Linked DNA regions of Homo sapiens: region 1 is linked to region 2. A link is a contact called in ENCODE Hi-C data. All regions are on one chromosome and are shown on one strand. Each heading gives the region's core, a stretch centred on a gene start or an enhancer-like site at or near the end of the contact. The rest is flanking DNA. Distances are from core to core; before and after follow the strand shown. Region 1 holds the start of WNT5A (Wnt family member 5A). Region 2 holds the start of CACNA2D3 (calcium voltage-gated channel auxiliary subunit alpha2delta 3).

The links. Hi-C counts contacts between places; a loop is a spot of excess contacts on that map. Pooled maps may share reads with other maps.
Region 1: a map of prostate gland shows a loop between it and region 2 (3-fold over the local background). The contact joins the promoter of WNT5A here to the promoter of CACNA2D3 in region 2. A Hi-C loop is called at or near these places in 1 of 168 maps with a recorded cell type or tissue (prostate gland), 2 of 37 single-sample maps with no recorded cell type and 10 of 50 pooled maps.

The regions. Positions count from the first base shown.
Region 1 is chr3:55,485,105-55,490,975 of GRCh38, reverse strand. It overlaps WNT5A (Wnt family member 5A), which reads left to right and starts at 3,670. Exons shown (of 5, transcript NM_003392.7): 1 at 3,670-3,996. The coding sequence starts at 3,991. It overlaps WNT5A-AS1 (WNT5A antisense RNA 1), which reads right to left and starts at 3,358. Exons shown (of 2, transcript NR_046656.1): 1 at 3,097-3,358; 2 at 2,668-2,986. RefSeq lists enhancers at 1-461, 1,024-1,535, 1,536-2,046.
Region 2 is chr3:54,120,510-54,127,168 of GRCh38, reverse strand. CACNA2D3 (calcium voltage-gated channel auxiliary subunit alpha2delta 3) reads right to left here and starts at 4,617. Exons shown (of 38, transcript NM_018398.3): 1 at 4,334-4,617; 2 at 3,575-3,656. The coding sequence starts at 4,455. It overlaps LOC124909381 (a long non-coding RNA gene), which reads left to right and starts at 3,727. Exons shown (of 2, transcript XR_007095914.1): 1 at 3,727-4,112. RefSeq lists a silencer at 5,811-5,860.

The DNA of each region.
Region 1 (5,871 bases), core at 2,421-4,920, 1.4 Mb before region 2:
ATCTCAGCACACTAATTATTAATATTATCAGATAAAACAACTCTTTATCTGAAGTCCTTGGGACTAGACGGTTTTGTTGGAAATTTTGGGAAAATAAAATGGGGCATATTGCTATTAATTTGCAAGCAGCCCAGTGAGGTCTGGGGAAATACCCAGTAACCAAATGCATTTGTATTCATTCAGTGAAGAGTATTCCTAGCAAGTGGAATAAATCAAGATTATGTCTTGTCATGTGAGGTCCAGTTTTACCACCACAGGAGTTTGAAAACCTCTGTTTTCAGAGCTGCTTTTTTTCTAGAAGAGCAGGCATTGAGTGCCAGGTAAGGGCCTGACCCATGCTAAGAGCATTCCTAGATATCGTGTTTCATTCTCAGTACTGCCCTGATTTTCAAGCTCATCTCATTTCATTCTCAATGCATTTCTGCAAGGTAGATCATGAAATTTCTGCTTGCTGCTGTTGTTGCTGTTGTTGTGTGTAAGAGGGTTCTGAAGTGCTGGCTGAGAGGCTAGACAAGGTGTGACAGCTGGAAAGTGGCAGGGCAGGGACTGGAACTCCAGATTCCACAGCTGGCACTCTTAACCACTAACCAACACCGACTTCCACTAGAGGAAAGACTGCAGAACAGGAAATAGCACTGTTTGGGCTGTGTCTATACAAGCAAAGGCAATTGGAGAGAAGCAGGTGATTATCCAGATAACTCAGAAAATAGCCATTAAAAAATAAAGGTTTGTGGTTGGGTAGCCAGTATTTCTAGACTGGCTGTATGTGTGGAGGAAATGCCCAGGTTAACGGCCCTTTTCTTCATAGAATAGGATCCTCTACACGAACTGCCTTGGACTCTGGGACACTGGGATGCTAGTTTCTCCATTCTTCGGGAGCGCCCTTTGGCAGCCCCTTTCATAGTCAGCTCATATCCTGCCACTTCTTGGAGCTGCTGCACGTAAGGTGGGTCCCGGAGATCCCTGCCCGCGGGGCGGGGCTGGAGTGTCTGCCTAGGAGGCACATGCTCTCCCGCAGCCAGGGAATCTCAGTCTGCGGCCACTGGGCAGAACGGCAAGGGAGAGGGGGAAGGGCGGAGGGACGCAGCCTGGGGGCGATTTGCCGGGCGGAGACGCTCTTTTTCAGACACCCTCCTCAGGTGGGCAGATCTCAGGTTAGATTCGAAGACTGTAAAATGCCCACAGGTCGGGAAGTGGTCAAGGTTTACAGAGGAGAAGGTTAGAGGAATGGAGACTCAGGAGGTAAAGGGGAGATGTCCCAAGGGGAGCTTTGAGAACCTTGGATTCCCTCTCCTTAAGGCCGCACACGCCCTGGGGGAAAGAAAGCAAGTTGGTGGGAGGCGGGAGGTGCTAAGCAGGAGCATCTGTCTCTGGCACTTGGTGGGAAGTTCACACTGCCATCTTTGCGCGCCAGGAAGGAGGCCAGGGCTGGGGAAGGGTCCAGTCGGCTAGGAAAATTAAGGAATGGGAAGGGGCTGTGGAGGGTGGAACGGCATCGCTGGAGCCTGGGCCTGCGCCCTCTGGGGTGTGGGGGTGGAGGTGGGGGAGGACTGGAGGAACAAAACAAAACAGCCACCACACCAAAACACCTAGGCCACGGATTTTTCGCCTTAAGGTCAAGTGCATGCCAATGGACGGAGAAAATTGAATAGTGTGTGTGTGTGTGTGTGTGTGTGTGTGTGCGCGCGTGTGTGTGTCTTCACCTTTGACAGCTGGAGAATGCAGACGGCGGAAAATAACTATTACGCTCCAGTGTGAGGCACTGTTTGTGGGGTGGGGCCCTCGGCGTGCTGGAGGTAGCGGACACAAATCCACCAACCCTGCCCCTCCGGAGTCCCCAAAACCACGGGCATCTGGAAGCGTCTAGAAATTCCGGTGCCCGGAACCCGGTTTTGCCAAACTTCGCAATCTCCTCACCTGAGGGCACCCGCCAAGATCTCCGTGGCAGGACCACGCATCGCGCCTCATGCTCTGGGCCGGAGCCAGATGAGCAATCATGCATCCCACTACCCAAGTCCCTACTACTCTGGGGACTTTGCAGGAGGTGAGCGCCTAACCCTATCCATCAGCCCCAGTGCTTAAGTATCCTCCCCCAGAGGTAAGAATGAGGAGGTCCCCCATGAGGTTCCATGTCAAGGCAGCAGTCTCCGTGGAGCCCCAGTGGGAGCGGTCTGGGATACGCGGGCGAGCCAAGGGGTCCAGGCGGGGAAGTTGGGGTTCAGCCTCCCGCCGGTCGGTGGCTCTGGAAGGAGCGCAGACAACCAGGCGGCAGGCAGGCAGCGGCTGCGGAGTGGACCTCTCTCTTTCAGCAGATGCCGCGGGGGATGGGGAACTTAGAGAAGGGGAGACAAGGAGAGTGTACCCCGCCTCCCGGCACCCCAGCCCGTAGTACGGCTTTAAAATCCTGCAGAGTTTGTCATAGGCCGGCCTCACCACGCATGCGCATAGCAAAGTTGAGTTTTTTCTTTCTTCCCCCCCCTTCCCTCTCTCTTTCCAGCCGCCCCTAGTTCTGAAACTTTAAAGAACTTTTTTCTTTCTTTCTTTCTTTCTTTTTTTTTTTTTCTTCCTTCTGAGAACACCAGGGGAAAGAGGAGTCTGGAGAGAGGGAGGGAGAGAGTAAGGCAGTTGGCCAGAAGGGCTGGGGGGTGGGAGGGGGGGACGCGTCCCCGCGGTCGGTCAGTCTGTTTGCGGGGCACAGGATCGCGTGGAAATCTGCTGCGAGCTCCACGGAGCCGCCTCCGCCGCCCAGAGCCGGGGTCCGTGCGGCAGCTGCCCAGCGAGCCCTTCCGCCGCCGCCGTTGTGCCCGGGACCGCCCGCCTCCCGCCGGCCCGCTCTCCCGCCCCTCGGACCCGGGCGCCAAACGAGGAGGTGGGCAGCTTCGCCGGCCATGGACCGCCGGAGCTGAGTCGCCGCCGCGGAGCTCCGAGCTCTCGCCCTTCCCCAGCCTCGCGCCCGCGGTGCACTCGCTGCTCTTCGCCCTTCGCCCTGGAAAAACGGGGAAAAGAGAGATCAACCCGAAGAGAGAAAGAACGGGATACGTGGTGGGGGGGGGGAGCCCGCGTCTCCCCTGGGTTAGTCGCACCCCTCCAGCTCACCGCACAGCAATAAGTTCCGGGGCGACTTTCACCTATTTTGCTCCCCGTTTTTGCCGAACCCTAAAATGAAAGGACACAATTTGGGGCTGACTCTTGCAGCTCAGATGGCGACTTGTGCGTTTTCAGCGGCATCTCCCGGAGAAAAAGCCATGCGCGCCTGATTGTTCTGTGGCCCCAAAGCTGCAGCGGGGGTGTGTGTGTTGGGGTGTGTGTCTGTGTGTGTACAGAGACGTCCACACTAACTCGCGGCTGCAGGATCAGCGTCTGGAAGCAGACGTTTCGGCTACAGACCCAGAGAGGAGGAGCTGGAGATCAGGAGGCGTGAGCCGCCAAGAGTTTGCAGAATCTGTGGTGTGAATGAACTGGGGGCACCTGGGCGCACAGATCGCCCCCCTTCCCCCGCCCCGGGCCACAGTTGAGTAGTGGTACATTTTTTTCACCCTCTTGTGAAGAATTTCTTTTTATTATTATTTGTCGTAAGGTCTTTTGCACAATCACGCCCACATTTGGGGTTGGAAAGCCCTAATTACCGCCGTCGCTGATGGACGTTGGAAACGGAGCGCCTCTCCGTGGAACAGTTGCCTGCGCGCCCTCGCCGGACCGGCGGCTCCCTAGTTGCGCCCCGACCAGGCCCTGCCCTTGCTGCCGGCTCGCGCGCGTCCGCGCCCCCTCCATTCCTGGGCGCATCCCAGCTCTGCCCCAACTCGGGAGTCCAGGCCCGGGCGCCAGTGCCCGCTTCAGCTCCGGTTCACTGCGCCCGCCGGACGCGCGCCGGAGGACTCCGCAGCCCTGCTCCTGACCGTCCCCCCAGGCTTAACCCGGTCGCTCCGCTCGGATTCCTCGGCTGCGCTCGCTCGGGTGGCGACTTCCTCCCCGCGCCCCCTCCCCCTCGCCATGAAGGTAGGTGTTCAGTGCGCTGCCACTTTTTTTCTTTACTTCCCCCCACCCCCTGTTGGAAGTTAACTGAGTTCCCTTCGCCTCTTCCTATCCCTCCATTTCCCCAACCGCCTGAAGAAGCTGGAACTCCAGCGTCGCTGGCAGGAACCCCTACCCCTTCGCCCTCCACGCCGGGCGCACTGCCTCAGTGTCCCAGGAGATCACTTCTGGTCGCACCACCCGTTCTGCAAACAATTTTGATTTTTGAGAAAAAGTGGGGAAGAGCGATAGTAGACAAACTGAGTGCGGTTCACTGACGACTTTCCTTTTGCTCTGAGAACATCGAGTGTAATTTACTATGTATATTTCAGTAACAGGATAATGATTCAATTCAACAAATATTTACCAAGCGCCCACTGCGCGGGCACCGGGACGGTGTGTGGCCGGGGCTCGGGATGGGGAAAGGGACTCCTTGGTTGAGAGAACCCGCAGAGGAACTAGGGGCCAACTACTCCAGAGCGGCGTACACCTTCCCCGACACCCCCCCGCACCGACGGAGGCCAGATTGTAGGCTTGCCTTGGCCGAGTAACTCGAGCGCTTCAGGCCCCTTTGCCTTTAAGAGTGCCTGGCGGGGGGCCAGCGCGCACCCCGGCGCGGGGAGCGGGGTCGCGTTATTAGCATTATTAGCCGCCACTGGGTGAGCTCAGGCACTTTGCAGCAGTGGTGGGGGCGGGGAGTTGTGGTGGTAGTGGCTGTAATCCCGTACTCCGGGACAGCGCTCCCCGGCCCCCTGAGCGGAGTCCGCCTTGTCCTTTAGAAAACACTTGGGCCTCCGCTTTGGGAGAGCAGGCGGGGGCCAGTTTGCGAACTCTTGTTTGTTTTAATTGTCAGTTGTATGTTAAAGCCGAATCACACACTCCGAGGGTCACTGAGAGTTCACTTTTACGAAAAGTTAACGTTTCTTCCTGCAACATAAGTTTTTATTTTCTAAACAATTTTTCTTATCTGTCCTCCAAGCTTCGATTCCTATTTCCATTTTTCTGGTCTTTCCCATTTTAAGTTTCTTAGAAAATAAGGTTAGAATTGAAATTAAGATGTTTCCTGGAAGCAAATAACCCCTCTTCCCCCCAAAAAGTTAAAAAAAACAACAACAAAAAACTTCAAGTCTGGAGACCCCACGGCCCTGTTTGACTTTCTAATCCCTGTCTGGTATCGAGGCCCCTTCTCCTCTCTCGCCTCTCTTTTCTCTCTTCTCTCTTTAAATGGGTAATTCGCTGTTTGGAAGTAACTTGGGCCTTGCGGTGAGGTCGCACCTCCTCAGCCCCTGCCCTCCCCCCAGCCACCTTCGCACATTCACTGCCGAACCAGCCAGATTTAGTTTCTAGACAGACTCTGCCAGGGGAGTTTCGAGGGGGCAATGCGGAGAGTGCGCAGCGAACCGCGGGCCGACAAATGTGTGTGTGTCCGAGTGTGTGGATCCTTGGCTGCGTGTGTGTGCGTGTGTGTTTGTGTGTGTAGGGGAGTTGTTCTCGGGTCCAGGACGTAGTAGCCTTCGTCTCCTCCACCCCCCGACCCTCTCAACGGAAGACCCTCCCCAGGAGGCCCGGCCCAAGAGTCCCCTGTCTTCTCCTCCCCTCCCCCGTGCGCTCCGGTGCTCAAGGGGTTAGCACTATGCGCGCAGAACTCGGAGCCATCCCCGCGGCCTTTTCTTCCCCGCGGTGCGGTGCCGGCTGCCCCCTGTTGGCCGCCTTGAGGTAGGACTCCTGCGAGCCTCGGTTCCTTGGGGCGGGCGGGCGGGCAGCTGCTCCCCTCTCCCTCCCACCCCTGCTCCCTTCATCCCTCCCGACCACCAGACCCCACTCTCCCAGCAGGGGCCCTCGGAGGCCCCCAGAGGACCA
Region 2 (6,659 bases), core at 3,368-5,867:
GTAACTGGAACCCTTCATTCCCGTGAACATTGGTTCCCCGAATGCAGGTCTAAATAGAATGAAAAACCCAGCTCCTATCCAATTCTCCCTGAGGAGGATGAAATGAGAATCAGCCAGTTTAATGCCTTTGATTGTGATTGTTAGAGGTGTGGAGACTGAGTTTAACAGCCTAGGTTCCCGGACCTACTAGAATGCTTCTCACTGAATCCCAAAATACAGCGGTAATGAAACTATGCCTCCCCAAAAGAACCAAACAAAGTCCATTCTTCGGGGAAAATGAAGCAAGATAAAGGCAGCTGAATACTGACTGGCATGGATATATCAAATCAGAAACTTAATTAAAAGTTGAAGTGAACGGAAACCCCTGCAGTATCTGCCAGCTTAGCAAGGCAGCACACAGGCATACAGCGGCGCACCAGCACCATCCCTCCAGGGGCCTGCTATTCTCTCACAGCATCTAAAACCCCTCAAGATGAACTCCAGCGCCCACAGACAAGTCCCACAATCTTCCATTCTGTACTGAAAACAGACAAATTTCCTAAAAGATGGCTTACTGCGTTTTATAAAATCAAAACTATCCTATTTCTAAGGACCTAACAGGTTGCTATTCCTGTGCTCAGTAAAGACAGAAGAAAAAAATATAGGGGCTATCTGGCATTGAATACCTAATATATTATAATAGGCTAAAGCGGCAAAACCCATGGTATTAAACATAGAAACAACTGATAAAATACTCTTATTTCTGAAGCCATAACAAGGTACATTGCTAAATGTTTGTGTTTACATTGATGAAGTCAGTAACAATACTGCTACCTCAAATTATATCACCTAATAAAAACATGTTACCAAAATGGCAGTTTTCCCAGTCACTAAACACCTTAAAATAGATGCATGGCCAATTATTATTTAACTTATATTCATAATAACTACTTTGTAAAGTGTATGTTTTAGTGCAAAAATGACTAAACTTCCATTCTAAAAATGAACACACTATATTGATTCACAACATGAAGTGTCAATTAGTGAAACTACATAAAATACATAAAATTATATGGTGGTATACAGCACACCTTACTTAACTGAAAATCAAGTTTAAAAATCCATGCCTTAAAAAGAGCAATTACACTCTATTATACAACATAGTATTGTCATCTTTGAGTCCCCTTAATACAGTGTTAATGCATTTTCCAGCCAAATTTTCTAACTCATTTTGAAAGCATCTTAATTGTTAAGGACACAGTGATATGATGGCAGGGTGCACAGAGCTCTGACTTAGAGGAGTAATTCCTCATGCAAATGGACAGAAACTTGAAAATTAGCAAAAGAGAAGCAATTATCCACTTGTTTTTCCAAATGATGTTATGTCTCCTACACTCTGAGCACTCAGATCTACTCCCATTCATACTCTGAACTCTCTAAACCAATGTTCTTTGCTAATTTTAAAAATACAAAAGCATTTGCGGGGATAGTGGACCAAAACAGCCAAAACATAGCTGAAAAATGCTCCCCAAGTTGTCTAACATGCTCCCCCACCACTTATGAAAGTCTCTGCCAAGTAACCCAAAGCCGTGAGTATTTCAGGACCCCCAGAGCAGACGATTCCAAACCAAGGACTAGGGTGGACACCCACCCTGGAACGCAATGCCAAGCAACACCTCACCTTTCCCTCGCATCAGATTACAAAATGCCAGGCAGCAGCAAGAAATGATAACAAAGCCATAAACAGCTGGAAATAATTACACAATTGTCAAGCTGCAAACATGACAAAAGCAAAGCAAAGCTAGTGAATTCAATATCAGAAAGGATGCTGATGAGAAGGTAAGAGAAGCATTTCAGCCTTTTCCAATTTGCTGTTATAGAGTAGCAAATAATAAGGTTGACGGAGTTTTGTGCAGTGTGTGTGTGTGTGTGTGTGTGTGTGTGTGTAACTTCAAAGAGAAAGAAAAAAACATATTTAATGTGTTCCTAGAAAATGTGGGATAAAAGATATGAAAGCACAACCAAAAAATATTAACAGGCTCTGAAGGGATTCTTTTAGAGTTGCTACAACTACAACGTGCAGATGAGAAATACTTCTTTAAAGTTATACAAAATGTTATCTTCTTTAAAAGCATAAGAAAAATATAAAGGCAATGCTACAGTCCAGAATTCATCACATCAAACATCTGACAAGTGGGCAAAATGCCAAAGCAGGAGACAGATTGGTCCAGATTAAAAGAATACTAGGGAAAGAGGCAATTCCTATGCAATTCCTTTAAGTGCCGAGGTGGGCCACAGGTATGTAAATTCTCATCTTCCACGAGGGCATTTCGTAGCCTCAACTGTTTACCAACTGCCTATAATTCAAGAACACCTTCCCAAACAACAGAGTTGAGCAAGCAATCTTTCAATGAATAAGGTTTCAATGAATAAGGCTATTGGCGATTTTTAAACCATAATAACTTTTGTCATTCCATGGTGGGCCAACGCTTTATTACGATATTTGGATTTCATGTGGCAAACTGTTTCATATACTGTCCCCAAAAATGCTACTCTCTGAAGGGGAATGCCATAAATAAAATACGTACTTGGTTACCAGGCAGCATGCATAACACATATGGTACATTGGCCCAAAAATCATATTTTAAAATGTTTAAAAGTTAACTTAACAATTTAAGCTGTTTGTACCCATTTTCAGAGAATTATTCCCTAAAGGCCAATTTTATTTTCTATCATCAAGAGAATACTTTGATTAATCCTGTTGATCTGCTAACTTGAAATTCTTTGAACCCCTCTAATCTCTCCTCCCAGACCCATTTTTTTTTCTTTATTTCCTGAAGGGGAGAACGAAGGACCATTTATCTCACAATGTAATTTTAAGCTTATGCTTAAAATGCTGCCTATTTGAATTAAAATTGATGCAGCTTGTGATAAGAACCTAATAATCAATTCTCCATTCTCATTACTCTCCAGAATTACATGGATGCAGACCCATTTCTTAAGTTTGTGGACTACTCTCATAGGTTATTACCCGGCAGTGCAGCTGAGTGGAAAGATAACCACATTCATTCTCCTTATCTGCAATGATGTAATGCATCCTAGCCCTGGGTCTAGATGATTGGGGAATAATGGGATTGTACAACTGCAGGGATGACAAACAATAGTGCAGCGTCTTTCTCTGATACACTGAACCCCACGCCTCCAACGCAAGGTGAAAGGCATCACAAAATAGGCACTGAGTCTGCCCCTTGGATGAAGTTAGCATTTTTTGGCCCGAGGAGCATCTGCTCTGGCACTGAAACAGCAATACCGACACGGAGACGAGAGCCATGCAAAAACACTCAGTTTCCGAGCCCCAGCCAGGACAGTGCGAGTGAGTATCCTGCTTTTCTTTGTGGTTAGAATCAAGTGTCATCTAAAAATAACCGGTTGGTAGGAAGAAGTCACTGCATAGTACAATGCCAAGAAACCCGGGGATCAGAGAGTCCTCCGATAACTGATGCTGCTCGGGGCTCACGTTTGTTTGGAAAACTAAATCTGCCTCCATTTTCTGTGCCGGAAAAATCATCGCTTCCTGCCACCACAGAAACCTTACCTTTTGCAGAAGCTGGGAACCGGAGTACTTAGCAGCAATGGATTTTATCTCCCCACCAAAAGCCGAGGCCCAGAGCTTCACCCTACAGGGAGAAGGGGCACAGGAAGATATGTAACACCCGTGTCACAGTCAACACGCACGCACACGCACACGCACACATGGGACTATGGCTGAAGGAGCAGTGCGATGTAACATGTTTTAAAAGAAGAAAAGATAGAAAAAGCGGCTTGGTAGAAACTGCCAGCACCAAAACTGCAAAGCGCAGCGCGGGAGGGGGCCCGAGGGGGGTCGCGGAGTTAAGAATGCGCAAAGTCTCCCAGGCTCTCTAAAAAGACCACTGAGTTTCATTCGAACCACTGCCCGAGGACTCGACCCCCCAAACTGGGCATCACCTGGCAAATAGCAGTCAGAAGAAATCCACCCATCCCCCCCCCAAAAAAAGAAGTGGGGCGGCAGTAGAGCAAAGAGGGGGGAAATTCAGCGGCCCATGGAAGTTGGATTCGGTAACCAGGCTCCAAAGTTGGTGCCGTCACTTGAGGTGAGCCTCTCCAGATCTCACTCGGCAACCTGCGGGCAGGGGCCAGAGCATCCCACCCCGGCCTCGCCGCCCGACGCGGGTCCCGAAAGGCAGGTGCGAGCGGCGAGGCCGACGCCCGCGGCGGGTCCTGCCCAGCCGCACCTGCAGGCGCCCAAACTTGGGCACAGTGGGTCGCAGGCGGCAAGGTCCCCTCCCCGGGCGGCGCAGGAGCCGGCACTTACACGGAGAGCGGTATCTGCTGCTCCGAGCGCACCACGTCCCCCAGCGCGGCGTAGAGAAGCGCGGCAGCGAGAAGCGCCGAGGCCCCCCGGGACGCGCGGCGCGGCGAGCCCGGCCCGGCCATGCTGGGCTCCCTCCGACGCGCCCGCTGCGGCGGCGACGAGAGCGGCCGCGGGGAGCTGCGCGGAGCGGGCGGTGGGCGAGCGCGCGGGGCTGCCTGCTCCGCTCCGCGCCGCCCCGCCTGCCTCTCGCGCGCCCGGCTCACTTGGGGAGCAGAAAAAGGAGCGGGTGGGGGGGGCGGGGAGGGCGGAGAGGAGAGGGAGGGAGGAGAGGTGGGGAGGGAGGGAGGAGAGGTGGGGAGGGAGGCGGGCGGGGGAGGAGGCAGCGAGACGCGCCTCTAGCAGCAGCAGCCGCCCGGCCCCGCCTCGGCGGCCCCGGGGAGTCCGGCGGGCCGCGGCGGGAGGGCGGCGGGGCAGGAGGCGCCGCGCGGGCGGGGACTCGGAAACTCCAGTGTCCTTGGCCGCGGCGGAGCGCGCCCTGCCCCACCCGGGCTACTGCGGCCGCTGAGTTCTTTACAACTCCGCAGTCCGCCACCGCGGGCGCGACTCTGGGGCTGGCCCCGGGCCGGGCGACCCTAGCCAGGGTGGGGGTTGGGGGCGCGGGAGGGAAGCCGAGGGCAGGGCGCGGCGCTCCGCACTTTGCGGGCGGCTGCTAGGAGAGGGCGTAGCATGCCCGCTCCGCCCCTGGGCCGGGCGGGGTCGGGGGCCGCGGAACCTAAAGGGGGCGCGCCCTCCGCCCCCGCCGCGCGATTCTCCTGCGGGGAGGGAGCTGGGGAAGAAGCAGAAATCTCAGAAAGGAGCACAGGCTCGCGGCGGCAGGCGGGATCGCACGCGGGGCGGATCGGGCTGGGGATGGGACTGGGTGGGAGCTCGGGGCTCTGGCTAGGGCAGCGCTGCGTGACCGCCCGCAGCTGCTCCTCCGGCCGCGGCGCCCGACAGGGGAAAGCACGGAGGGCGGTGCTGCCACCACGGCTTGGGCGCACCAGCGCGGGGCTCCCGGCATCCGGCCGCAGCGCAGCGGCCCCCTGCGCGCCCGACCCAGGCCCCGGGGCTCCCCAGCGGCCGCTGCCTTCGGAGTCCGCCCGGCTGCGGTGACTGGTGGGGACCGGGATGTCAGGGTTGAGCGAGGAAGCCAACGCGGCGCCGAGTCGATCCTGACCGGGGGACACCCTGGATTTCGGGATAAAAGATTTCTCCGAGCCTGGGGGATTGCCTGCTCCCCACTCCGGCGCCCACCGCACTGGGCAGGAGGCAGTGAGCGCCGGAGGAGGCGCCTTCTCGCCGCCCTCAGGGGCGAGGAGAAAGGAAGCCGGAGAAGCCCCTGCGCGTTCTGGGAACCAGGCTTCTCCCCGCCTCTCTCGCCGCTGCCCCCACCCCGGGACCCAGCTTGCAGAACCCCTCTCCCCCGTGCGAGGTATGGGGTGTGATTGGGAACTTTGTGGAGCCCTCGCGCAGGCTGGCGGTAAAGACCGACCGGAGTGAGGCTGAGTCATCCTTGCCCGGCCAAGCGCAACTCCGGTGACCCCAGCAAGGAGTGCGCTCCTAACGTCGCCGGGGCTCCCGGCGCACCAGACACCTGGGTTCATATTTGCATGCCTTTCTGCAACCAGGGCTTTGCTTTCTGCCCCGTCACCCGCCCTTGGCCTCAGCATCCTCAGGTTGCAGGGAAGTAAGGGCGGGCTCCAGCTTCCGCCAGGTGGTGTCCGGCTAGGAGCCAGGCCGGCTCTCCTTTCCAGTAGTCCCTGGAAAAAGTTACCCCTGCAGATGTTGGGCTTGATCTCAGAGTTGGCAGCGAGGGAGAAGGACTGCTACCGAGAGGCTCTTAGTGCTTTTCCCGAGTGCGGGCAGACCCGAGCTCCCCTGGGCTCTGGCAGGTCGCGCTCCCACCTTGGGGGGCAACGCAAGGAACAGGCCCCTCTCCAGGAGCGCCAGGTGCGCCCCGCCCGCGGGCAGTGTCTACAGCCTCTACGGATGACTAACCGGTTATAATGAATTCTCCGCTTCTGTGCATACCCTCCGCCTGAGGAAGCGTGCCAGCCCTTTCCAAACCGAGCCAAGCGCGGCCTGACCCCCGAGGCAAGGGGTCCCAGGAGTTGACCCTCAAATTGGGGGTTAGAAGAAAATGTGTTTTCCTATCAGAACGCGGGATCGTTCTTCCTAAATGAAAGCATAGTGAATGAACCAGTGAGTGAGTGCATGCTAGCTCTTAGTAAGACCATCCGTTTCCCACATGGTATCTATATGATGACGCCCTTCATGCCTTCACTCA